2 separate regions of the Homo sapiens genome follow, and region 1 is linked to region 2. Evidence: read pairs that join two places in POLR2A ChIA-PET (ENCODE). Cell type or tissue: GM12878. All regions are shown on one strand. Links, peaks and the distances in the headings refer to the core of each region. The heading gives the core; the rest is flanking DNA.

Region 1 (12,237 bases), core at 1,861-9,860, 110 kb before region 2:
CATGAAGGTGTTGAACAAAAGAGGGAGGAAAGAGAGTTGTTGCTTGGTAGAGAATTTGGTAGAAATAGGAATTAATAGAAAAGTTGATGTTTCTATTAAAATGAAAAACACCTCACTTGCTAGAGTTCTAAATCAAGTTTCTAATTCTAAAAACTTGGCTGTGTAGTTAAGTACAAGGCCTGAATAACTATTGTAGAGGTTATAGGACAGAGAGATCTCCATGTTTTTATAGGTGGGATATTTTTTGTTGTTGACAGAAGTAACTTCGCCTGATCTCTGTTCCATTATTTTAATTTTTTTTTTTTACTTTATACACTAAAAATTTGGATTAAAAAATGAAAAATGTAAGAAATCAAATGTTACTCAAAAAGTATTGTTTTGCTCCCAACTCTGCAATTCTACATGAAGCCATTTGCCAAAGCCAGATATGGTTTACTTACTGTTCCCCCAAACCTTCTTGCTCTTATAAGCTTTGTCAAAGCTATTACTCCAGGTTGTAGTGCTTTTTTTTCTACTTTACTTTGATCTAAGTCCTGTCTTTCCTTCAAATTTTGGCTACTTATTGCATGAAGCTTTTTCCAATATTTCCATTCTTGGTGGTAATTTTAGTCTAAGAATTCCTGAAGTACTACCTAATTGAAACACACATTTGATACTTGGATCATGTTATCTTGTATTATAACTTATTACTCCATTAATATATCCTCGGCCGGGTGCAGTGGCTCCTGCCTATAATCCCAGCATGTTGGGAGGCCGAGGTGGGAGGGTCATTTGAGGCCAGGAGTTGGAGATCAGCCTTGGCAACATAGTGAGACCCTGTCTCTACAAAAAAATTTAAAAAATTAAAAAAATTAATATGTCCTATTTCTTTAGCAAAATCATTGGCTCCTTGAGGGGAGAGAGCTTGTCTTATATGCCCCTTTGTAATTCCATTGCCTAGCACAGCAGATGTTGTCACTAATAGGTTTGATTCTGTGATTTGGATCCAATGTCATTGTGACAGGATACTTTTTCCCCCATAATAGGTTATTTTTATATGACTTTATGCCCACAAAACCCAAAGATAAAACACATTAAATTGAAAATAATTTCTTGTATTATAAGGTGATTTGGTTCCTATTTGCAGTTCTTTCTTCTTTTTATAAAATAGGTGCTGTTTTACCTAGTTTCTTATGAAAAACATGGTTTGGGCCAGATATCTTGACAGAAACCAAATTACCAGCATTTTTCTTTTAAAAATTATTGTTGGTTTAGCTGAATTGTACTGCCATGGAATAAGCCCAAATAAATTTGTTAAGTACTGCATGGTTATGCAGCCAGATTGTTTTAAAATGTAAACCTTAAAGTCCCCAAGGCAGAACTTTAAAAATATCAATAAACAGTCAGTTGCTATTCTCTCTCAAGGTATTTCTGTATCTCAAATTATTAAGCGTTTTATTATTTCATTGTTTTAAAGATTTCTATAATGGCTGCTATTTGATAGCTGTATTTGTTGAGTTTGCTACGGTTATCAAATATTTATGGAGCACCCATTCATTTGCGGTGAGGAGTTATTTTAAAATGTTTTTTGGCATTTATAGAAACAGATTCTGATCTTAAAAGCTCACCAGGGAAAATATGTACAACTATTATGTATCCATAAAAATTTTAAAAAACACAAAAAAGCTCACCAGGGATACTGCCTGGTTTGCTATATTCCTATTAGGAATTTGTTCATATTTTAACTGATAGCTGTGTCTTCAGGGCACAATAACTTAATATTTGAATATAAGTTGTTAAGCACAAATCAGTTACTCTGCCTGATGAAATGTTTGATTAGTAAAACTCCATGAATACTGATTTTATTCTAAGGCCTGAGCCATTAGTTTAACAAAGCACTGAAATGATTCTGCTGTTGCCATTACCAAAACATTTAGATACTTTTAGCAGGAAGACTTATTAGATACATAAGGGATTTTTTTGTTTTGTTTTGTTTTTGTTTCAACTTTAAAATTTTATCATTTTAAAATTGCTTAATATAATTAGGGTACAGATTTAAAATGAAATTTTTTTCTTAAATGGTAGGAAGCAAAAAGCTTCTAATTAAATAGCATTGACATTCTGATATGAGTTTATCATAGCACCATTCTAACATGAGCTTGAGGTCCTCACCAAAGTCTTGATGAAACATACTTTTTAAAGAAATAATTTTTTAAAACCCCACTTGGCTCAAAGACATTGTCCAGAGCTCCAGCTTTGGACTTTTACCTGTAGTCAGTCATACAATTATCTGGGGTTATACTTGTTAAGTCAGTATTTAAAAAAATGAAACACCCTGATTTTGTTCACTTTTGTTTTTATATAAAAGAATCTTTACAGTCAACATGTACTTCTAGATGCTGTATTGAAATTGCTGGCAGAGTTTATTCTATACAAAATGAACAATCTGGCCCCTTGTTTTATTTGTAAAGGTTCAATGTATCTATGCCTGCCTACCTCAATCTGCAAGGGAGTGTCAGAAAGGCCCCGCATTCGCCAAGCCGTGAGTTATCGCTAACTTTTCAGATGTGTTAATGAATGTGGAACAAAAGCAGTTGTGTTTAAAAGGAAAAAGGACCATCAAAATAACTTTTATTATAGTAGCAGGCGTAAACACTAAACTGAATATTCCAAATTGTGTCAAAAATAACCTACTAGAGACGAGCTTCTAGAAAACCTATTGTTGAACTGCTCTGAAGCTATCATTTTAACTATAAATTACTGTTGTTAAAATTTTATATACCCTGGTTGCAAATTAGAATGTTTTAAAAATATCTTTAACCACGTTAAAACAATTTGAACAAAATCTTACCCCATCTAAAAATGATAGTGTTTAGTTGAATTTAAGTTAAGCTCTTTAGTATATGACCATATGAAGGGGTAAAGTTTTAATCTTTTTTGTTATTTACATGTGAAAATACAGAAACTAAGTGATTGAATCACATCCTACACGAAAGTTTTTGGAGTGCTCCAGGCATATCATGTGAAATACAGAGGTATTTATATCTCTTTTGGCACCAATAGTTCTTGCTTCAGTAATTCACCAGTAGGTTTTCATTCATCGATAATATATCAGTTTAAGGCTAAAATAAAACACCTACATTTCTTAGGGCTTATCATTCTATATAGAAAGAGGAAACATCCTAATGAGTTTTTTCTTTTGTTTTTCCAAAGAGATTCTAAGCAAAAAAATTTTAACTAACATCTATATTTTGTTATTGGAGCTAGTTACCTTTCTTTTTCTTAGATTCTTTAACGTTTTGAGTAGATAGCCATATTTGATAAGCAGGTTGGATGCTTCTGTTGCTTAGGAGGTAGGTGTATTGTGTTATATGAAGACAGAATGAATTTAAATATACCCAGTTTGGCAGTATGAAAAAGCTCAGACTACATAAAACTTGGAGGTATGGAACCTTTGGACGCATTAAAGTTAACGTTTCATTAGGCAATGTGCCTTTGTTTGACTGGTGTGTAAGTCCTTCTTCCAGGTTTGTACGCTCTTAAACGCGTTATTCTACCCTCTCTAACTCCTCCCAGCAGCAAAAGGGAGACACTTCAGCTGGAACAAAATAGTGGAAGAAATGGCGTCTGGGGTTCAGTGGGGATTCGCAGTGTGTATGCAATGTTTGCAAGATTATTTTTTATGTTTTTCAATTACTGTAAATAAAAATATATCAATGCTTAGTGTCAAGAAGGGAACATTGTATACCAGTATAAACTCTCTTAGTGGGTCTGCAAGTTGCTTAACCTCTCGGGGCCTCAGTTTTCTCATCTGCAATATGAAGGAGTTGGACTCGATAATCTTTAAAGTCCATTCCTGCTCTAAAATCCTATGCTTTTCTGAAGTACTCTATTTAACAGAATGCATTGCTTTCTCACTTTGACTATTTGAATTATGTATGCAGTACACTTACTGCAACTGCATGTTGTCTAAAATAGTTTTTCTATAGGATGTATATAAAAACTAATCCCTCTTGAGCTGATTTATAATGTGTGTATATAGCCACACATAAAAAGCTAGTAATAGTAGGGCTCTCAGAAAATACTTTCCAGTTGTCTAACCTTGAATGTTATTAACTCTTCTATATTACAGGAGATACAACTCGTCAACGAATCAAATTCAGTGATGACAGAGTATGCAAGAGTCACCTTCTCAACTGTTGTCCTCATGATGTCCTTTCTGGAACTGTATGTATTTACTAAATGTATTGTTAGATTACTGATATGCTGCAGTAATGAACTACTTGATAAAGTCTTAATTCTGTGTCAAAAGAATTGACTTGTGAGGGGAGATTTGCATCCTTTATTGTTTGTTTATTCAGGATGATTACTTAAATCTTCAGTAATGGGTTTCCTCACAAAAGTGGTTGATACGTTTTGTTTTATAATTTTTTCCATTCTTCAGAGCAGTTTTTTAAAAGCATGTTTTATTTGGAATACAGAAGTAGTTATATAGCATTTGTACTTTTAGTTCAGAAATAAAATAATTTATTTTTAAAGTTCCTTTTACTGTTAAACAGAGTAGACTTTTATCTAGTACGGTATACATTTTTGTTAAGATTTGTACACATTTGTGGAATCAGTGGGGAAATATATTAGTAAATACTTATATCCACACAGCTTAATTTGGGAGTATTGTCACTTAAAATATTGCTCCTGCTAATAATGTAAAGCTCAATTTAGATTCTATGTCTGCAGAGATGTTGATCTTAGAGTATCATCGTTTTAATTTGGAAGATAAACTGCATGATGATGGACCTGTTGGAATGTGGAACAGAGAATTTGATTCTCTGAATTTTGGATTTGGTTGAAATGATTACAAGTAGCTTCCCTTCATAGTTGCATCTGATGCTGGTGGGGAGCTAGTAGGGGCTAAACCTCGAGCTGGCTTTAGTTCTCATTTGCCAGAAATGACTGAAATGAAGAAAGATTTCTGACTTGCCTTTTCAGAAGCAATGAGTTTCTCAGCCAAATGAGTGGTTTCTTCTTTGATAGGAAGAGTTAAAATTAAGGACATGCCCCAAAGAGAGATGTATCAAGGCATATGCAACAGGAAACACCTTTGACTTTTTCCAGGAGGAAAGACAGTTGAAACTATATTATGTTAACGGGGAAAAAAGAGCCTAAGTTTATTTTAAAGTATAATACTACAAAGCAAGAAATCCAGTTTCTGAGCACAGGAATTTGGAAGGACTGTGACAGATAATAAATATAATAAACTCTAAACTCTTTATTTATTTATTTATTTTTTCTGATACAGAGTCTTGCTCTGTCACCCAGGCTTGGCGTGCAGTGGCGCAATCTCAGCTCACTGCTACCTCCACTGCCTGGCTTCAAGCGATTCTCCTGCCTCAGCCTCCGGTGTAGCTGGAATCACAGGCGCGTGCCACCATGCCCGGCTAATTTTTGTGTGTTTATTTTTATTTATTTATTTATTTTGAGACGGAGTCTTGCTCTTCTTGTCACCCAAGCTGGAGTGCGGTGGCATGATCTTGGCTTATTGCAGCCTCTGCCTCCTGGGTTCAAGCGATTCTCCTGCCTCAGCCTCCCAACTAGCTGGGATTACAGGTGCCCACCACCATGCCCAACTAATTTTTGTATTTTTAGTAGAGATGAAGTTTCGTCATGTTGGCCAGGCTGGTCTCGAACTTCTGACCTCGTGATCCACCCGCCTTGGCCTCCCAAAGTACTGGGATTACAGGCATGAGCCACCGTGCCCGGCCCTAATTTTTGTATTTTTAGTAGAGACGGGGTTTCACCATGTCGGTCAGGCTGGTCTTGAACTCCTGACCTCTTGATTTGTCCACCTCAGCCTCCCAAAGTGCTGGAATTACAGGCATGAGCTACCGCGCCTGGCTTTTTTTTTTTTTTTTTTTTTTGAGACAAGAGTCTTGCTCTGTCAGCCAGGCTGTGAACACTGCCCACTGCAGCCTCCACCTCCCGGGCTCAAGAGTTTCTCCCACCTCAACCTCCCAAGTAGGTGGAGCTACAGGCACACACCACCATGCTCGGCTAATTTTTGTATTTTTTGTAGAGACTAGGTCTCACCATGTTACCCAGGCTTGTCTCAAACTCTTGGCTTCAAGTGATCCTCCTGCCTCAGCCTCCCAAAGTACTGGGATTACAAGCGTGACCCACTGCACCTGGCCATAATAAACTCCTTTATCTACTTTCTAACATTTTCGTAATTATTTTATACCGTGTGCTATGCTGCATCTGAAATCTATGAAATCTATCATTGTCTATAGTATACTGTGATTCTCCATGTTTAATATTGTATAAAATTTAACTTTATTTAATTTAAAAAATTTACTTTTAATTTTTATTTAATGGCTAAATTACTACTTGAGATAAATTTTGAGAACAACATTAACAAAACCACTTGAGGCCAGGAGTTTGAGACTAGCCTGGTCAACATAGTGAAACCCCATCTCTACAAAAAGAATTAAAAAAAAAATTAGCCTGGCATGGTGGTATTTCCTGAAGTCCTAACTGCCTGGGAGGCTAAGACAGGAGGAATGCTTGAGCTCAGGAATTCAAGACTTCAAGTGAGCTGTGATCACACCAGTGTACTCTACCCTGGGCAACAGAGTGAGACCCTGCCTCAAAAAAAAGAAAAAAGAAAAATCAACAGTTACAATTCAGTGTTTTTCATTCTTCATTTAACATCAGAAAAGAAATAGGCATCTTGAACATAAAGAGGTGTAAACTATCACACTCTGTCCCAAAAAGCATTTGTTCTTTAGGGATTGACTGCTAAGAAGCCATAGCTCTGTAATTATAAGCTATTTGTACATAGGGTGAACTGTTAAGTTTTTCAGGTCCTTAAGGACACCATTGTATGACACTTTCGGAGTCTCACAACGTCCTTTACGTGGTCCTCAAAACTCTGCTTAAATTCTGAAAGGTTCACAACTCAAGTAATCCTCCTACTTCAGCCTTCCAAAGCACTAGGACTACAGGCAGGAGCCACTGTGCCTGGCCTTAACTGTTGATTTTATGATGCTTTTTCTTTGTTGTGTACCTAAAGATTGTATGACTAAAGGTTGCCCTTTAGTTTGTATTTTTAGTAGAGACGGGGTTTCACCATGTTGGTCGGGCTGGTCTTGAACTCTTGACCTCTTGATCTGTTCGCCTCAGCCTCCCAAAGTGCTGGAATTACAGGTGTGATTAGGTGTGCCTAAGATCTGTCACTTGCAGCAGAATATGATTTACCAGTATTTTAGGTTATTTAGAAAAAGAATACAGAAAAGCCAGGCATGGTTGTACATACTTATAGCCCCAGCTACTTTGGAGGCTGAGGTGGGAAGGTTGCCTGAACTCAGGATTTCAAAGGTAGCCGGGACAACATAGTAAGACTCTGTCACAAAGGAAAAAAGTATCCAGAAATGCATTTCCTGCCTTTTTTTTTTTCTCATTATAAAGAGGTTGGAACTTTATATCAAGCACTTAGAGATGGAGAGTGTGATTTCTAAATATTCTCTTCATAATTGACAAGTTAGTTTGGAATTTTTTGCAATTGAGTTTCATGAAAATGCACTTACAACATTTTACCTTTCATTATTCTAGTATAACTAATGCTTTTTTTTTTTTTTTTTTTTTTTTTTTTTTTTTTTTTTGAGACAGATACTCGCTCTGTTGGCCCGGGTGGAGTGCAGTGGCATGATCTCGGCTCACTGCAACCTCCGCCTCCAGGTTCAAGTGATTCTGCCTCAGCCTCCCGAGTAGCTGGGATTACAGGCATGCACCACTACACCCAGCTAATTTTTGCATTTTTAGTAGAGACAGGGTTTCATCTTGTTGGCCAGGCTGGTTTTGAACTCCTGACCTCAGTTGATCTGCCTGCCTCGGCCTCCTAAAGTGCTGCAATGATAGGCCTGAGCCACTGTGCCTGGTCTGGCATAACTAATTCTTAAAATAATAAATTAATCAGGGCTGGGCGTGGTGGTTCACGCCTGTAATCCCAGCAGTTTGGGAGGCCGATCACTTGAGGTCAGGAGTTTGAGACCAGCCTGGCCAACCAACATGGTGAAACCCCATCTCTACTGAAAATACAAAAAATTAGCCGGGCGTAGTGGCCCGCACCTGTAATCCCAGCTACTCGGGAAGCTGAGGCAGGAGAAATACTTGAACCCTGGAGGTAAAGGTTGCAGTGAGCCGAGATCACACCACTGCACTCCAGTCTGGGTGACAGAGCAAGACTCTGTCTCAAAATAAATTAATAAATTAATCAGAGGAGGTAAAACAGAACAGAGGATCAAAATAATTATACGTTTAATGATTTTTATAAGAAATATGAATATTTTCTTTATCTCAGAAAGTTACTATACTTCAAAAGCTTGCGGCTAGGCTCAGTGGCTCATGCCTATAATCCCAGCACTTTGGGAGGCCGAGGGGGGATGGGGGATCATCCAAGGTCAGGAGTTCGAGACCAGCCTGGCCAACATGTTGAAATCCTGTCTCTGCTAAAAATACAAAAAAAGTAGCCGGGCATGGTGGCAGGTGCCTGTGATTCCAGCTGCTCGGGAGGCTGAGGCAGGAGAATCGCTCAAACCCTGGAGGTGGAGGTTGCAGTGAGCTGAGATTGTGCCACTGCACTCCAGCCTGAGCAAAAGAGCGAGACACCGTTTAAAAAAATAATAATAAAATAAGAAGCTTGGATTATTTTTCTATTCTTCTAGAATATATTCATATTGTAGTCTCTCTCTTTTCCTCATTTTGGCCCACTTTCTCCCTGCTAAACTCACTGTAGGCAGTATGCCCTTTCAGATTTAGGCAAAACAAAAAAACCTAAACCAAGCTGTCATTTTTTTCCTCAACACATTTCTTCTGGTACGTATCTTCCCTGAGGAAAGATAAAGAAATTGACATGCTTTAAAAAATATTTCCATCTAGTTCCTAGTGATCGGGAAAAAAGATACATGACTAATAATTTATAGTAGACTTTAAATATAAAGCAAAGATGTTAACAGAAACTTGAAATTAAGATCTTAGGACATGGCAAATGTATACTCTCATAGTATGTGTGTTCAAAATTCAGAAATCAGCACCACTAATTTTATGATAGCCCTCATCATAGCGTAACTTTACTGTTGATAGGCCCTCATATCTTCTAGTGTAAAGTCATCATTTTACAGTTCAGAAAAACTAAGGCTTAGAGAAATTGTGCTGTTAAATGTCTCAATAAAAAAAAACCACAGTATTCTATACCATTTAGGAATCTTAAATCTAGAAATACTTAAAACAATTTTTTGTCAGTTTTTTAGGTAATTCAGTTATCCAGGGCAGTGACTTTCACATGTTTCTGAAACATCCTTGGAGGCAGCTCATGCACTAAGGATTTAGGAGTAGGCTAGTTCGTTCTATTTCAACTCAAATTTTACATATTTTATTTTATTTTATTTTATTTTTATTTTATTTTTTATTTTATTTTATTTTATTTTATTTTATTTTATTTCATTGAGACAGGGTCACACTCTTGGCCAGGCTGGAGTGCAGTGGTGCCATCTCGGCTCACTGCAACCTCTGCCTCCTGGGATCAAGCAAGTCTCCCGCCTCAGCCTCCCGAGTAGCTGGGATTACAAATGTGCGCCACTAGGCTCGGCTAATTTTTTTTTTCTTTTTTTGAGACAGAGTCTCGCTCTGTTGCCCAGGCTGGAGTGCAATGGTTTGATCTCGGCTCACTGCAACCTCCCACTCCCGGGTTCAAGTGATTTTCCTACCCCAGCCTCCCAAGTAGCTGAGATTACAGACACACGCCACCATGCCTGCCTAATTTTGTATTTTTAGTAGAGACGGGGTTTTGCCTTGTTGGTCAGGCTGGTCTCGAACTGCTGACCTCAGGTGATCTGCCCGCCTCACCCTCTGAGAGTGCTGGGATTACAGGCATGAGCCACTGCGCCTGGCCTAATTTTTTTTTTTTTTTTTTTTTTTTTGAGTCAGATTCTTGCTCTGACACCAGGCTGGAGTGCAGTGGCACGGTCTCGGCTCACTGCAACCTCAGCCTCCCAGGTTCAAGCGATTCCCTTGCCTCAGCCTCCCGAGCAGCTGGGACTACAAGGTGCGCCACCAGGCCTGGCTAATTTTTTGTATTTTTGTATTTTAGTAGAGATGGAGTTTCACCATGTTGGCCAGGGTGGTCTCAATCTCCTGACCTTGTGACCCGCCTACCTTGGCCTCCCAAAGTGCTGGGATTACAGGTGTGAGCCACTGCCCCCAGCTAGTTTTTGTATTTTTAATAGAGATTGGGTTTTACCATGTTGCCCAGGCAGGTCTCAAACTCTTGACCTCAAGTGATCTGCCTGCCTAAGCCTCCCAAAAAGAACCAATCTTAAAAAATACTTACAGATAGGGTTAGGGACTTTGATATTGTCGTAGTCAATATTATTGGGGACTTTGATATTGTCACAGTCTTTATTTATTTATTTATTTTTTGAGACAGTCTCTCCCTGTCACCCAGGCTGGAGTGCAGTGGTGCTATCTTAGCTCACTGCAACCTCTCCCTCCTGAGTTCGAGTGATTTTCCTGCTAGTCTCCCAAGTAGCTAGAACAACAGCCACGCGCAGCCACAGCCGGCTTATTTTTGTGTTTTTTTTGTAGAGACGAAGTTTCACTTCCACCATGTTGTCCTGGCTGGCTGGTCTCACACTCCTGGGCTCTAGGGATCCACCAGCCTAGGCCTCTCAAAGTGCTGGGATTACAGGAATTTGGCACCATGCCCAACCTAAAGTAATTAAAGTAAAAATGTATTTGCTTATTTGAAGTGATTAGATGGGATTATTGGTTGTCAGATATTCTGACTGAATTTTATGTTGCCCCAGTAGGTTCCGGGTTTTATCCCAGGTGCACCTTTTATGATTTGAAACTCCTTTTTCTTATTGCTTCCCTGACTCTGTTTTAAAGCCTGATCTAAAAATCAGTTATGTGGGTACATACAAACCCAAACTTTAAAAACTGCTGAAGTATCTTTTTTTTTTTGGAGGAGTCTCCCTTTGTTGCCCAGGCTGGAGTGCACTGGTGTCACCTCAGCTCACTGCAACCTCTGCTTCCTAGGCATAAGCAATTCTCCTGCCTCACCCTTCCAAGTAGGTGGGATTACAGGCGCATGCCACCATGCCTGGCTAATTTTTGTATTTGTATTTTTATTTTATTTATTTATTTTTTTGAGACGGAGTTTTGCTCTTGTTGCCCAGGATGGAGTGCAGTGGCACGATCTTGGCTCACCGCAACCTCTGCCTCCCAGGTTCAAGCAATTCTCCCACCTCAGCCTCCCAAGTAGCTGGGATTACAGGCATGCGCCACCACACCTGGCTAATTTTTTTTGTATTTTTAGTAGAGACGGGGTTTCTCCAGTTGGTCAGGCTGGTCTTGAACTCCTGACCTCAGGTGATCCGCCCATCTCGGCCTCCCAAAGTGGAGAGTATCTTGGCTTTATTGGATTTATTTATTTATTTATTTTTTGAGATGGAGTTTTGCTCTTGTTGCCCAAGCTGGAGTGTAATGGCGCGATCTCGGCTCACTTCAACCTCTGCCTCCCGGGCTCAAGCAATTCTCCTGCCTCAGCCTCCCGAGTAGCTGGGATTAGAGGTGCTGCACGCCACCATGCCTGGCTAATTGTTTGTATTTTTAGTAGAAACGGGGTTTCACCATGTTAGCCAGGCTGGTCTTGAACTCCTCACCTCAGGTGATCCGCCCACCTCGGCCTTCCAAAGTGCTGGGATTACAGATGAAAGCCACCGCGCCCGGCCTTGATGTCTTTTTTTTTTTCTTTTTTCTTTTTTTTTGTGACGGAGTATTGCTCTTTCGCCTAGGCTGGAGTGCAGTGGTGTGATCTCGGCTCACTGCAACCTCCGCCTCCTGGGTTCAGGTGATTCTCCTGCCTCAGCCTCCCGAGTAGCTGGGACTACAGGTGCCCGCTACCATGCCTGGCTAATTATTATTATTATTATTATTTGTATTTTTAGTAGAGACAGGATTTTACCACGTTGGCCAGGCTGGTTTCGAACTCCTGACCTGAAGTGACCCACCCACCTTGGCGCCTCCCAAAGTGCTGGGATTACAGGTGTGAGCCACCTTGCCTGGCCCTGGCCTGGATTTCTTATCAAAATATGACACCAGTGGTTACCTGTGCAAGTATGAAAAATCAGTCTGTAAATTGTTTAACTCTTTTCCCATAAATGGTTTATTTTGGGCTGCCTTGGTATTATTTAAGGGTTTAAG
Region 2 (12,237 bases), core at 1,510-9,509:
AAAAATTAGCCAGGTGTGCTGGCACATGCCTGTAATCCCAGCTACTTGGGAGGCTGAGGCAAGAGAATCCCTTCAACCCGGGAGGTGAAGGTTGCAGTGAGCCGAGATTATGCCACTGCACTCCAGCCTGGGCAACAGAGTGAGACACAACACATAAATAAATAAAAAAGGAAAACAAAATTATGCCAAGGACTGGATCCTATCTATTGGTCCCTTTTTGTAGATGCTCTCAAACCCACTGACTGGATTACTATTCAGCAAACATCCACTCCTCTCCCTCTCCCATGGGGATGGAATATTCTACACAGACCCAACCTGCAGCCTCAAACCAAGCCCTGGCAATCTGCATTATAAAGCTGAGCTGTCCAGCCAAGCCCAGCCTATCAAAAGATGACCCAGAGACCAACGATTAAAAACATAAGTGCTTGGCTGTGCGCAGTGGCTCATGGCCTGTAATTCCAGCACTTTGGGAGGCTAAGGAAGGAGGATCACTTGAGGCCAGAAGTTTGAACCAGCCTGGCCAACATCGTGAGACCCTGTCCCTTAAAAAAAAATTATTTTTATTTTTATTTATTTATTTATTTTGAGACGGAGCCTTGCTCTGTTGCCCAGGCTGGAGTGCAGTGGAGTGATCTCGGCTCACTGCAACCTCTGCCTCCCAGGTTCAAGCAATTCTCCTGCCTCAGCCTCCTAAATAGCTGGGATTACAGGCGCCCGCCACCATGTCCGGCTAATTTTTGTATTTTTGGTAGAGACAGGGTTTCACTGTGTTGGTCAGACTGGTCTAGAACTCCTGACCTTGTGATCCGCCTGCCTTGGCCTCCCAGAGTGCTGGGATTACAGGTGTGAGCCACTGTGCCTGGCCAAAAAAAAATTTTTTTTAAAGCTGGGCATGGTGGCACATGCCTGTAGCTACCCAAAAGGCTGAGGCAGGAGGATTGCCTGAGCACAGGAGTTAGAGGCTGCACGAAGTTATGGTCATGCTACTCCTCTACACCTTGGTGATTTCTATAATGAAGAGCTGGACTCAATCATTAAGCTTCTTTCCAGTGCTAGGATTCTGTGGTCTAGAAAGATCTGTACCCCCTTAGATTGGACACCCCCTTCTCACCTGGGTGTGGCTTAGCAGGGGGAGGGTAGCGTGGTAGGCTGAGCAGAAAGCCTGGCTGGCTTCCCAGGCCTGCGCTTCTGCAGAGAAGTAGTAACAGTGCTCCTCGGACAACACCCAGCCTGGGGGGCACTGCTGGCATCTGGCTCCTGCAAGCACAGAGACTGCTGGTGAGCTGCAGGGTAAGCTGCATTAAATAAACAAAGCCTGGCTGCTGCCTCAAATGAAGGGGCATGGAACTGGCAAACCTCAAGGTGGGCAGGGCCCCAGGGAGCTTTTATAGTCTGTGCAGTGCACAAAGTCCCCGGGGTGGCAGCTGGCATCTGATTGCTTATCAGGGCACAAGCTGTATCCAGTGGGAGGAAGGCACCCATTTTCCTTAACTTTGCTCATCAAGCACCATGTCTTCGTGTTGCATCTCCCAGTGTCTCTTTCTAATTCTAAGGTGTTTTAAGGGCTGGAAACACAGCCCCAGTAGTGGAGCGGCAGGGAGAGGGGATGGGGACTGCAGGGACACCATACCTGCTCTTGAGGCCAGGACCACAATGACAACCCCAGAGACTGCCAGGAGCACAGCCATGAACGCCAGGGCCCAGTACAGGGACTTCACGTACATGGGTAGCCCTGGGACGGGGGCAAACAGGATAATCAGATTAGTGGAGACCATCCCAACCAACCCAACTCAGAACCACAGACACAGCACACCAGCATCTCACCCACCTCACCCCAGCACCCACCCCCTCAGCCTGGGATGCCAACATAAACCACAACGTTTAAGTTCCAACTTTATATTCTGGAGAAAGAAGCCAGATATTCTTTTTTTTTTTTTTTTTTTTTTTGGAGACAGAGTCTTGCTTTGTCGCCCAGGTTGGAGTGCAGTGGTGCGATCTCGGCTCACTGCAACCTCTGCCTCCCGGGTTCAAGCAATTCTCCTGCCTCAACCTCCTGAGTAGCTGGGGTTACAGGTGCGTGCCACCATGCCCGGCTAATTTTTTGTATTTTTAGTAGAGACGGGGTTTCACCATGTTGGCCAGGTTGGTCTTGAACTCCTGACCTTGTGATCTGCCCACCTCGGCCTCCCAAAGTGCTGGGATTACAGGTGTGAGCCAACGCGTCTGGCCCTTTTTTTTTTTTTTTTTTGAGACTGAGTCTTTCTATCGCCCAGGCTGGAGTGCAGTGGCATGATCTCAGCTCACTGCAACCTCCACCTCCTGGGTTCAAGCAATTCTCATGCCTTAGCCTCCCAAGTAGCTGGGATTACAGGTGACTGCCACCATGCCTGGCTAATTTTCATATCTTTAGTAGAGATGGGGTTTGACGATGTTGGTCAGGCTGGTCTTGAACTCCTGACCCTAAGTGATCCGCCCGCCTTGGCCTCCCAAAGTGCTGGGATTACAGGCGTGAGCCACCGTGCCCAGCTTCAGGAGCCTTATATGTGGAAGAGGAAGACAGGTGGTGAGCATCAGAAGTGGCAGCAGGAGGACTCTACCAACAACGCTGGATTTTAATATAGAGAAGGGCTTGACCTAAGAAAAGCCCAGAAGCTAGCAAAGGCAAGAAAAGGGAGTCTCCCCTAGACCCCCAGAAAGGAATGCAGCCCCACTGAAAACTCGATTTTAGACCAGTGAGCCGGCATTATAGACTTCTGACTTAACGGAACTGTAAGATAATACATTTGTGTCACTTAAAGACACTAAGTTTGTGGTAATTTGTTACAACAGCAATAGAAAACTAATATTCCATCACACAGAAAATGTGCTCACATCAAACTCTGCAAAAGTTCCTGAGTGATCCAAGCCCCTGAACCCTAGCCCTGTCTAAGAACCTCTCAACTAGAGGCCCTGGGAATTTGGTGCCTGTCAGTGGGCTTGGCCTGCTTCTCAATCAGCCAAGCTTTTGCCAGTTTGCCTGCTGGGCGGGGCTCTGACCCCTCCTGGCCGTTGCTCCTTCCAGTCTCTCTACCTAGCAGGGATCCCTAGCACCCCCTACTCCTACTCACCTTTCAAGATGTGGCTTTCTGGCTGGCCCGGTGGTTCACACCTGTAATCCCAGCACTTTGGGAGGCTGAGGCGGCTGGATCACCTGAGGTCAGGAGTTCCAGACCAGCCTGGCCAACATGATGAAACCCCCTGTCTACCAAAAATACAAAAACTAGCCAGGCATGGTGGCCGGCGCCTGTAATCCCAGCTACTCGGGAGGAGGCTGAGGCAGGAGAATCGCTTGAATCCAGGAGGCGAAGGTTGCAGTGAGCCGAGATTGTGCCATTGCACTCCAGCCTGGGTGACAAGCGCAAAACTTATTTCTTAAAAAAAAAAGAAAGAAAAAAGAAAAAAAGAAAAAAATTGGCTATCTCTTGCCCCAAATTCACCAACTACTCCCTCCAGTCTCCTTATCCAGGACAGTCTGTATCTTTTGTGGGCTCTTTCTTCTGTGTCAAGCTCCCCCTCCCCCACACCACAAAATAACCAGCCGCACATACTACTGGCACATCTACCCTGTGGTCCCACTCACTATCTACTGAATGGATGAGTGTTTGGGGCTAAATGTTCCTCAGTGTGGTGGAAAGAAAGCAGCAGCCTGGACCTTCCAGAAAGTCCTTGGCAGTGCAGGGATGGGGGGATCTGGGCTGCCACCCCTGCCACCTGATCCTGAATGACTTCCCCTCATCTGGAGTTCCTTCCACTGCTACTTCTCAAAGGTGCTGCGCATGCTAAGAGGGAATTTGAAAGTTCGGGAGTGCGGGTAGGGGAGGATGAGAAGGGGAGTGGCTTTACTCTTTTTTTTTTGAGACGGAGTTTCTCTCTTGTTGCCCAGGCTGGAGTACAATGGCATGATCTCGGCCCACTGCAACCTCCGCTTCTCGGGTTCAAGCGACTCTCCTGTCTCAGCCTCCTGAGTAGCTGGGATTACAGGTGAATGCCACCATGCCAGGCTAATTTTTGTATTTTTAGTAGAGACGGGGTTTCATCATATTGGTCAGGCTGGTCTCGAACTCCTGACCTCAGGTGATCCGCCCGCCTCGGCTTCCCAAAGTGCTGGGATTACAGGCGTGAGACACGGCAACAATGTGAATTACAGTTACGTAGACAGGAATGTTATTGATTGTAAGCCCGAGAGGCCAGATCGGGTTGGGGATCGGGATGGCCAACTGGGTCCCTTAGTCGGTCAGCTGCCCAGCGGTCCAGGGCTGGGCGGGTGTGGGGGTTTCGGCTACGTCCACCCGACCTGGCGGCGTCGGCTGCCGGCGCAGGTGAGCACTCACCCGTAAGCGTTACGGCCCGGGGCAGCTTCTCGTCGCCGTCCAACCCCGCGCGGGGCAACAGCGCCGCATCCTCCTTCTCCAGCCCCAGCTCCTTGCAGCGGCAGCACGTGGGGGAGCCCGGGGAGCCGGCGCTTCCTTCCGCGGGGCTGGCCCGGCCCTCTGCGTCGCAGCCGCTCTCCGTCCGGGCTGCAGCCAGCGGCGAGCGGCGGCCCCACGTGCCGCCCTGGGATGGTGCGCGCAGCAGGAGCTGGTGCGCCGGGTCCGCGTGGCGGGAGAAGGCAGGGGACTCGGGCACCGGCACCTTGAGGAAGCGCGTGGAGGGCCTGGGCGATGGCGTGCTGCTGCCACCGGCCGCGCCCACGGGCTTCACGCGCACATCTACCTGCAGCTCCATGGGCGCCCAGGCGCTGGGCGCAGGCTCAGCCCCGGGCGCCTCGCCATTCCGGGGCAGCTTGACCAAGGCAGGGCCCGGTGACGGCGGCTCGGGGCAGACCCCGTAGCCCAGGCTGAGCGGCGGCACGCGCGGGGACCCGGGGCGAGGCGAAGGCGGCTTTTTCTTGCTCGAGGGCTCCAGGCCTGCGCCCGCCGCCTTCTCCACGGCCCCGGCCGGACTTGGGCTGCTTTCGGGACCTTCAGGTTGTCGCACCTTCGCGGGCACCTGCGGCTGCTCCAGCGTGGGGACCAGGCTTCCCACGGGCTCCATTGGGAGCTCTGCCCCGGCTTGGCCTCCGGGCGCAGCCTCCCAAGACTCCTCCATCCCGCGCGCCCCGCCACCCGGAGACGCTGAGGAGCGCACCTGGGCCCAGTGCAGAGGAGCTTCGCTCTCCTCCGTCCGGATTGGTCCAGCCGCGTCGCCGAAGTTGTCAGGCCACGCCCCTCCCCGAAGGACCCCGCTGTGATTGGCTGTGGCTGAGGTTCTGCTGCCCCGACCCCCTTCGGGACACAGCCCCGGCCTCCACCAGGCACTGGGAGGGAGCTGAGAACGGCAGCGGGGCCAGGCGAGGGTTGCAGGGTGGGCGGGAGCTCTCGGGAGAAAAGCAGAACACCAGCGGAGGCTTGTGGCAGGGAACCCGGAGCCCCGCCTGACCCTTCCCTCTTCTTTGTCTCTGACCTCACCCATTTTCCCCTCCAGCCCTATGCCGGGGTGTTGGTTTTGAGAGTTACAGTTTGGGCGGGGAAGGATTGGCCAAGCCTGTCTGGATCCTGGGACCTCAGAGAAATCAGAATCCAAAGGAATTGGGGCGACCTGTGGAAAAGTAGCCCAGTTGGTTGTCCTGACAATCCAGCAGGGTTTCGAAAGGACTCTCCATCATACTTGGGAGGACTCCCCCACTGAGTAACGCTAAGAGAAAAGAAACAGGGCGTGGATAAGCAATTCTTCTTTTTTTTTTTTTTTTTGAGACGGAGTCTTGCTCTGTCGCCAGGCTGGAGTGCAGTGGCCCGATCTCGGCTCACTGCAATCTCCGCCTCCCAGGTTCAAGCGATTCTCCTGCCTCAGCCTCGTGAGTAGCTGGGACTACAGGCACCCACCCCACCACGCCCGGCTAATTTTTGTATTTTTAGTAGAGACGGGGTTTCACCATGTTGGCCAGGATGGTCTCGATCTCCTGACCTCGTGATCTGCCCGCCTCGGCCTCCCAAAGTGCTGGGGTTACAGGCGTGAGCCACCGCGCCCCGCCTGGCCTCTGGTATTTTTAAGTGCCCCCAGGGTAGGGTTGGCAGATAAAATGCAGGCCACTCAGTTTAATTTGAATTTCAGTTAAACAAGGGATAGTTTTTAGCATAGTAGTCCTCCCTTATCCACTGGGATAGTTCCAAGACCTCCCAGTGAATGCCTGAAACTTTGGATAGCACCAAACCCTATATATACTGTTTTTTTCTATACAAGCGGTCTTCAAAAGGTTCATGGAAAATTCATACTATGAAAAAAACTATGCATGGATTTGAAAATTTTTTGGCACCAAAATAAATTTGTACTAACTTGTTATCACATGTCTCGACAAGATCTAGTTTGAGGCACTAAGAAGGATAAGACATCAGTTTGAAAAGAGCTCCTGTCAGAGCAACAAGGATTCTGCTAAATTTGAAGCAAGAATAATCATCACATTTATGGTGACATCATTGATATTTTTATGAAAAGCTCATGGGGACAATGCCCCCAAGAAACCAGCAGTTTGCAAATGGAAAACTCGTTTTAAGAAGGGATGAGGCCAGGCGTGGTGGCTCAGCCTGTAATCCCAGCACTTTGGGAGGCCGAGGCAGGTGGATCACTTGAGGTAAGGAGTTCGAGACCAGCCTGGCCAACATGCTGAAATCCTGTCTCTACTAAAAAAGCAAAAATTAAGCTGGGCGCGGCAGCTCACGCCTGTAATCCCAGCACTTTGGGAGGCCGAGGTGGGCGGATTGACTGAGCTCAAGAGTTCAAGACCAGCCTGGGCAACACAGTGAAACCCCGTCTCTACTAAAATACAAAAAATTAGCTGGCATGGTGGCATGCGCCTGTAGTCTCAGCTACTCGGGTGCCTGAAAATACAAAAAATTAGCCGGGCGTGGTAGTGGGTGCCTGTAATCCTAGCTACTCGGGAGGCTGAGGCAGGAGAATTGCTTGAACTCGGGAGGCAGAGTTTGCAGTGAGCCGAGATTGTGCCACTGTACTCCAGCCTGGGTGACAGAAGGAGACTCCATCTCAAAAAAAAAAAAAAAGAGAAGGGATGAGACAATGTTGAGGATAAAGCCCTCAGTGGCAGACCATCCACATCAATTTTTGAGTAAAATAATTAATCTTATTTGTGCCCTCATGAAGAGGACCAACGATTAACAGCACAAACAACAGCCAACACCAAAGACGTCTCAATTGGTTCAGCTTACACTTTTCTGACTGAAAAATTAAAGTTGAGCAAAGTTTCCACTCTATGGAAAACCATTGCGTCCAGATCAGCTGCAGCCAAGAGCAGAACTTTCAATGGAAATTTAAAACGAGTAGGATCAAGATCCTGAAGCATTTCTCTGAAGAGTTGTAACAGAAGATGGAACGTGGCTTTACCAGTAGGATCCTGAAGACAAAGCACAAAGCAATGGCTCCCAAGAGGTGGAAGTGGCCCAGTCACAGCAAAAGTGGACAGGTCAAGAGCAGAAGTCACAGCAACAGTTTTTTGGGATGCTCAAGGCATTTTGCTTGTTGGCTTTCTAGAGGGCAAAAGAGCAATAACATCTGCTTACTATGAGAGTGTTTTGAGAAAGCCAAAACTTTAGCAGAAAATCACCTGGGAAAGCTTCACCAAAGGGTCCTTCTCCACCACTACGAGGCTTCTGCTCATTCCTCATCAGTCAAGGGCATCACTCAACATGTTCAAGTTTTAAATGCCTCTTTGGGCCCAGTACCCTCCTCCTGCTAACACCCTCTCTATTCTTCCTTGTCGTGGCCAAACTTTTTTTTTTTTTTTGAAAGAGAGTCTTGTTCTGTCACCTAGGCTGGAGTGCAGTGGCGTGATCTCGGCTCACTACAACCATGGCCTCCTGGGTTCAAGCAATTCTCGTGCCTCAGCCTCCCAAGTAGCTGGGATTATAGGTGTGCACCATCACAACCGCTTAATTTTTGTATTTTTAGTAGAGACAGGGTCTTGAACTCCTGACCTCAGGTGATCTGCCCGCTTCAACCTCCCAAAGTGCTGGGATTACAGGCGTGAGCCACCACACCGGGCCATGACCAACCTTTTTTAACAAGGTAATTGCCCCCATCTGTCTGCCAAAATTTTCCTTGGCAAGGGTACAAGTCACCAAACCCAGCAAATGCTTTTTTTCCATTTTTGGAAAAAAAAGATATATATATATATATATGTTATATTTTATATATATTATAAGGATGGAGGAGTCTCGCTATGTTGCCCAGGCTAGTCTTGAACTCCTGGCCTTAAGCCATCTTCTCGCCTCGGCCTCCCAAAGTGCTGGGCTTACAGGTGTGAGTTACTGTGCCCGGCCTGCAGATGCTCTTCAGTGCTCGTTTTATCTCTCAGGTTTTGACATTATGATCATTTCTTCCTCCTCTCAAAAACCCACTCATCTGTGGCCTGTGGGCTTCCTGACACCACCTCTACCAGCTCTCCTTCTGCCTTCCTGGCTGTTCCTTTGAAAATTGCTGCAGAGCTTCTCACCCACCATACGTCAGTGACCTTCAAGCCCAGATCTTTCTCCTGAGCTTAGGTTCTTCTTTGCAGGAATTTGACACTAGATATGAGAGACCCAGAGCCGAGTGTTGTCAGAGCTCCTAGTAGGGCAGCTCCCTAGAGAGAAAGCCCAGAAACTCCTGCTCTGGGCCCCAGAGTTTGTCCGATCTCAGCCCTTCCTAAAGCTTGTTTGTTCAATTCTGTGGATTTCACGAGACCCTGAGTATCCTTCTCATACCTCCTCCACTTTTTGCCTTATCATTTAAGACTCTGGGTCAGGCATGGTGACTCACACCTGTAATCCCAGCACGTTGGGAGGCCAAGGCAGGAGGATCACTTGAGCCCAGGAGTTTGAATCTGGGCAGCATAGGGAGACTTTGTCTTTACTAAAAAAGCAAAAAGTTAGCTGGGTGCAGTGGCATGCACCTGTGGTCTCAGCTACTAGAGAGGCTGAGGCGGGAGGATTGTTTGAGCCTGGGAGTTTGAGGCTGCAGTGAGCTGTGATTGTGCCACTGCACTCCAGCCTGGGCAACAGAGTGAGATCCTGTCTCACAAAAAGAAAGGAAGGAGAGAAAGAGAGTAAAGGGGAGAGGAGGGAAGGAAAGGGGAAGACAAAGGGGAAGGGGAAGGGAAGGGTGAGGTGAAGGGGAAGGGGGAGGGGAGGGTAAGGGTAAGGGTAAGGTGAAGGTGAAGGTGAAGGTGAAGGTGAAGGGGAGGGGGAAGGGAAGGGGGAGGGAAGGGAAGGTAGATAAAAGGAAGGAAGGAAGGAGGAACTGATTGCAAGTGGCCGAAAACCCAAGTCTCACTGGGCTCCACGTCTGTCTTGGGGTGAGGGCCAGGCTTCGATGGAGTCTCTCTATACCTCCTGTGACACAGCACAGCAGCCTGGCACCAGAAGGCCATTTACAACTTCTAAATTGAGACATCCTAAGATAGGTGAATTACCCAAATGTTTCAAGGGGGTTCAGATGTTGGCTGGCAAAAAAGAACAAATATCTACCGTGATCCTTCCTTTCATCCTTTTCTCCCTTTCCCTCACTTTAAAATCCTGTTTTCTGCTTGCAACAGCAATGTATGTCTGCAATACAAAATATAGATATTACAGAAGTGCATACTGTAGAAAAGAAAGGTCCCCTGTTTTCTATGCTCCAGAGATTTCTGTTATTAACATTTTGGTATGCAGTCTTCAAGATTTTTAAACAAATGTATACACTAACCTGTACTGTTATTATATATATAAATATCTTTATTTCCAAAACTTCACTCATATTAAATGTTTTCCTATATGTAATTTATTTAAGAAGTCTCCTGATGGACGTTTGAGTTGTTTCCATTTGGGTGACATAATTACTGTAATGCTGAACATGATATAGATATAATTCAGTGAGCATACTTGTATATATTGTTTTTAAAAATCACATCTCTGAAATATCTTCAGAATAGAATCATTAAAATGAAATTGCTGAGCCAAAGGGTGGTCAGAATTTTGAATGTGATGGGTACTGCTAAATTACCCACAAGAGGCTCAACAAACAAAGGATGCGAGGGCTGTTCCCGTGGCCGCCCCATCGCTCCGTATCATCAATCTTCTTAGTCCTTACCAATCTGATGGGCAAAAATATTGAATTCCAGCTTGCATTTCTTTAACTATGAATGAAGCTGAACATCTTTTCATTTGTTAGTTGTGCTACTGAGAAGTGTCTTGGACACTGTCAGGGCCTGGATGAAATACCACTAACATTTCCTCTAATGCCAGTTCCAAATCACTGGCTGGTTCCAGGAGGTGGCCCTGCAGGAATCCTCATCATTTTTCCTGCCCCACACCATGAGGTTCACTGGTCAAGGGTGGCTGATGGTATCTGGTCTGTCCGAACAGACTGAGTTCTACAAGCATAAATTAAATTGCAGCTTAATTCCCCAGAGAGGAGGCAAACATTCCCACTCCTGGTTCTTGGCTGATGTCATCCCCGTGGCATCTTGGGCCCCTCTAGGGGCCCTGGAGACACAGATGAGGAAGGAGAGGGGTTTCCGCACAGCCAGCTCCCTGGCACAGCCCATCCCCAGCTCACATTCCACCTGCTCAGAGGCTCAGAGGGTACCCAAGCCAGTGTGACATCCCCTCACACCGCCTAAGCCCCCACCTTGGTCTCTCACCTGTCAGCTGTCTTCCTAGCATTCTCCACAGTCTGTGGTCAGCACGTGCACATGGTTGTTCACCCTTTAATGCTTGTCTCTGGCCCCCTAGAAATCCTCACTGCATCCCCAGATCAGTATCTGACACGCCATCCCTGGTTCTTGACTGACATCTCCGCCAGGAGCTTAGTGAATATTTATTAAATAAATTATGCTGAATGGGGCATTGTGCAGAGTGCTTCACACACCTGGTCTCTCTTCCCCCCCTCAATCTTTGGTTGACACATTTTTAAACATTAAGAAAAATGGAAAGAATAAATGGTGATCACGTGAACGCCCTCCACCTTGATTCAACAGTTAGCATTTCACACATCGTTCTTGTCCTTCTCTCCACCTCTGTGCAAACATTCTCTCTGTTGTTATGGAACCATCTGAGTGTGAGCTGCCGACCTCGTGAAGCCTCACCCTTCAATATTTCAGCGTGCATCTGCGAAGAATACACGTGTTTTCCATAAGTACAACGCCATTCTCACACCAAAGAAATGAACAATAACGCCGAGCCAGGTGATATTTTGGAGACCAAATTTAAATTTTTCTAATTTTTTTTCCAACCAGGTTCCCATCAGGGTTCAAGCATGACATTTGGCTGTTGGGTCCATTTACTCTTCATAATAACTAAAATCCCTACTTCACAGGTGAGGAAACTGAGATTCAGAGAGGTTGAGGAGCTAGTGTAGGGGTGCACGGCTCCTAAGTGGGAAAGCCAGCATGTCATTGGGCAGCTCCGGCTCCCAAACACATCTTTTCTCCCCTTTTGCTGCTTTATGCTCCCCTAGTCCTCCTGGTTCCCCGAATGTTTCATCCCCAGTCTCCCGCTGATTGAGTCCATGCAGGTCATGGGCTGGGGCAGAGGTATAGATGTTGCTCCCGTTACTAACAGACTAGGCCTCACTTTCCAGTTCCTTCAGCCACACCGCACCCCTGACCCCCATCCCCTGTAACTTTCTGAGACATCAGCCATCCAATGGGAGTGACGAGGCAGCCTCATTTTAGTGGAGGATCCACCTGCAGCTGGGCGAGGCAGAGGAGAGAGAGCTAGGCAGCTCTAGGGGAGGAACAAAAGGTAGCTTTAGGTCAAGAGTGTGGGTAAGGCAGGGACTGAGAAAACATTCCACCTGAATACACACAAGCTTATCCCGGGAGAATTGGAGAAGAGCCATGGCCAGCAGGAAAACAGCTCCCTGAGACATCTGTGTGTTGAAACAAAGGCCCTCCCTTGAGGTGGAGGTTGCAGTGAGCTGAGATCACGCCATTGCACTCCAGCCTGGGCAACAAGAGGGAAACTCCATCTCAAAAAAAAAAAAAAAAAAAGGAACATGAGGTCAGGAGTTTGAGACCAGCCTGACCAACATGGTGAAACCCCATCTCTACTAAAAATACAAAAATTAGCCAGGCTTGGTGGCACGCACCTGTAATCTCAGCTACTTGGGAGGCTGGGGCAGGAGAATCACTTGAACCCAGGAGGCGGAGGTTGCAGTGAGCTGAGATTATGCCATTGCACTTGAGCCTGG

Evidence for each region. ChIA-PET counts read pairs that join two places held together with the same protein. Peaks named below come from ENCODE experiments on the same cell type or tissue, not always from the same donor. Only the 100,000 strongest peaks of a DNase experiment are listed, where the experiment ranks them.
Region 1: POLR2A ChIA-PET joins it to region 2 with 11 read pairs; 5 of 35 experiments call an interaction of 5 or more read pairs at or near these places.

What each region holds. Positions count from the first base shown.
Region 1 is chr7:139,371,951-139,384,187 of GRCh38, forward strand. It overlaps FMC1-LUC7L2 (FMC1-LUC7L2 readthrough), which reads left to right. Exons shown (of 11, transcript NM_001244584.3): 3 at 4,112-4,206. LUC7L2 (LUC7 like 2, pre-mRNA splicing factor) reads left to right here. Exons shown (of 10, transcript NM_016019.5): 2 at 4,112-4,206. Among named protein-coding and RNA genes, the nearest start is that of LUC7L2, 18 kb to the left of the region's middle. In GM12878, for the core only: no CTCF peak of the experiment used is centred there; no DNase peak of the experiment used is centred there.
Region 2 is chr7:139,478,516-139,490,752 of GRCh38, forward strand. KLRG2 (killer cell lectin like receptor G2) reads right to left here and starts at 5,158. Exons shown (of 5, transcript NM_198508.4): 1 at 4,371-5,158; 2 at 1,631-1,732; 3 at 1,112-1,257. The coding sequence starts at 5,127. RefSeq lists enhancers at 803-1,303, 1,304-1,804, 4,318-4,397 and silencers at 4,528-4,807, 5,268-5,327. In GM12878, for the core only: no CTCF peak of the experiment used is centred there; no DNase peak of the experiment used is centred there; H3K4me3 peaks cover 936 bases; H3K27me3 peaks cover 718 bases.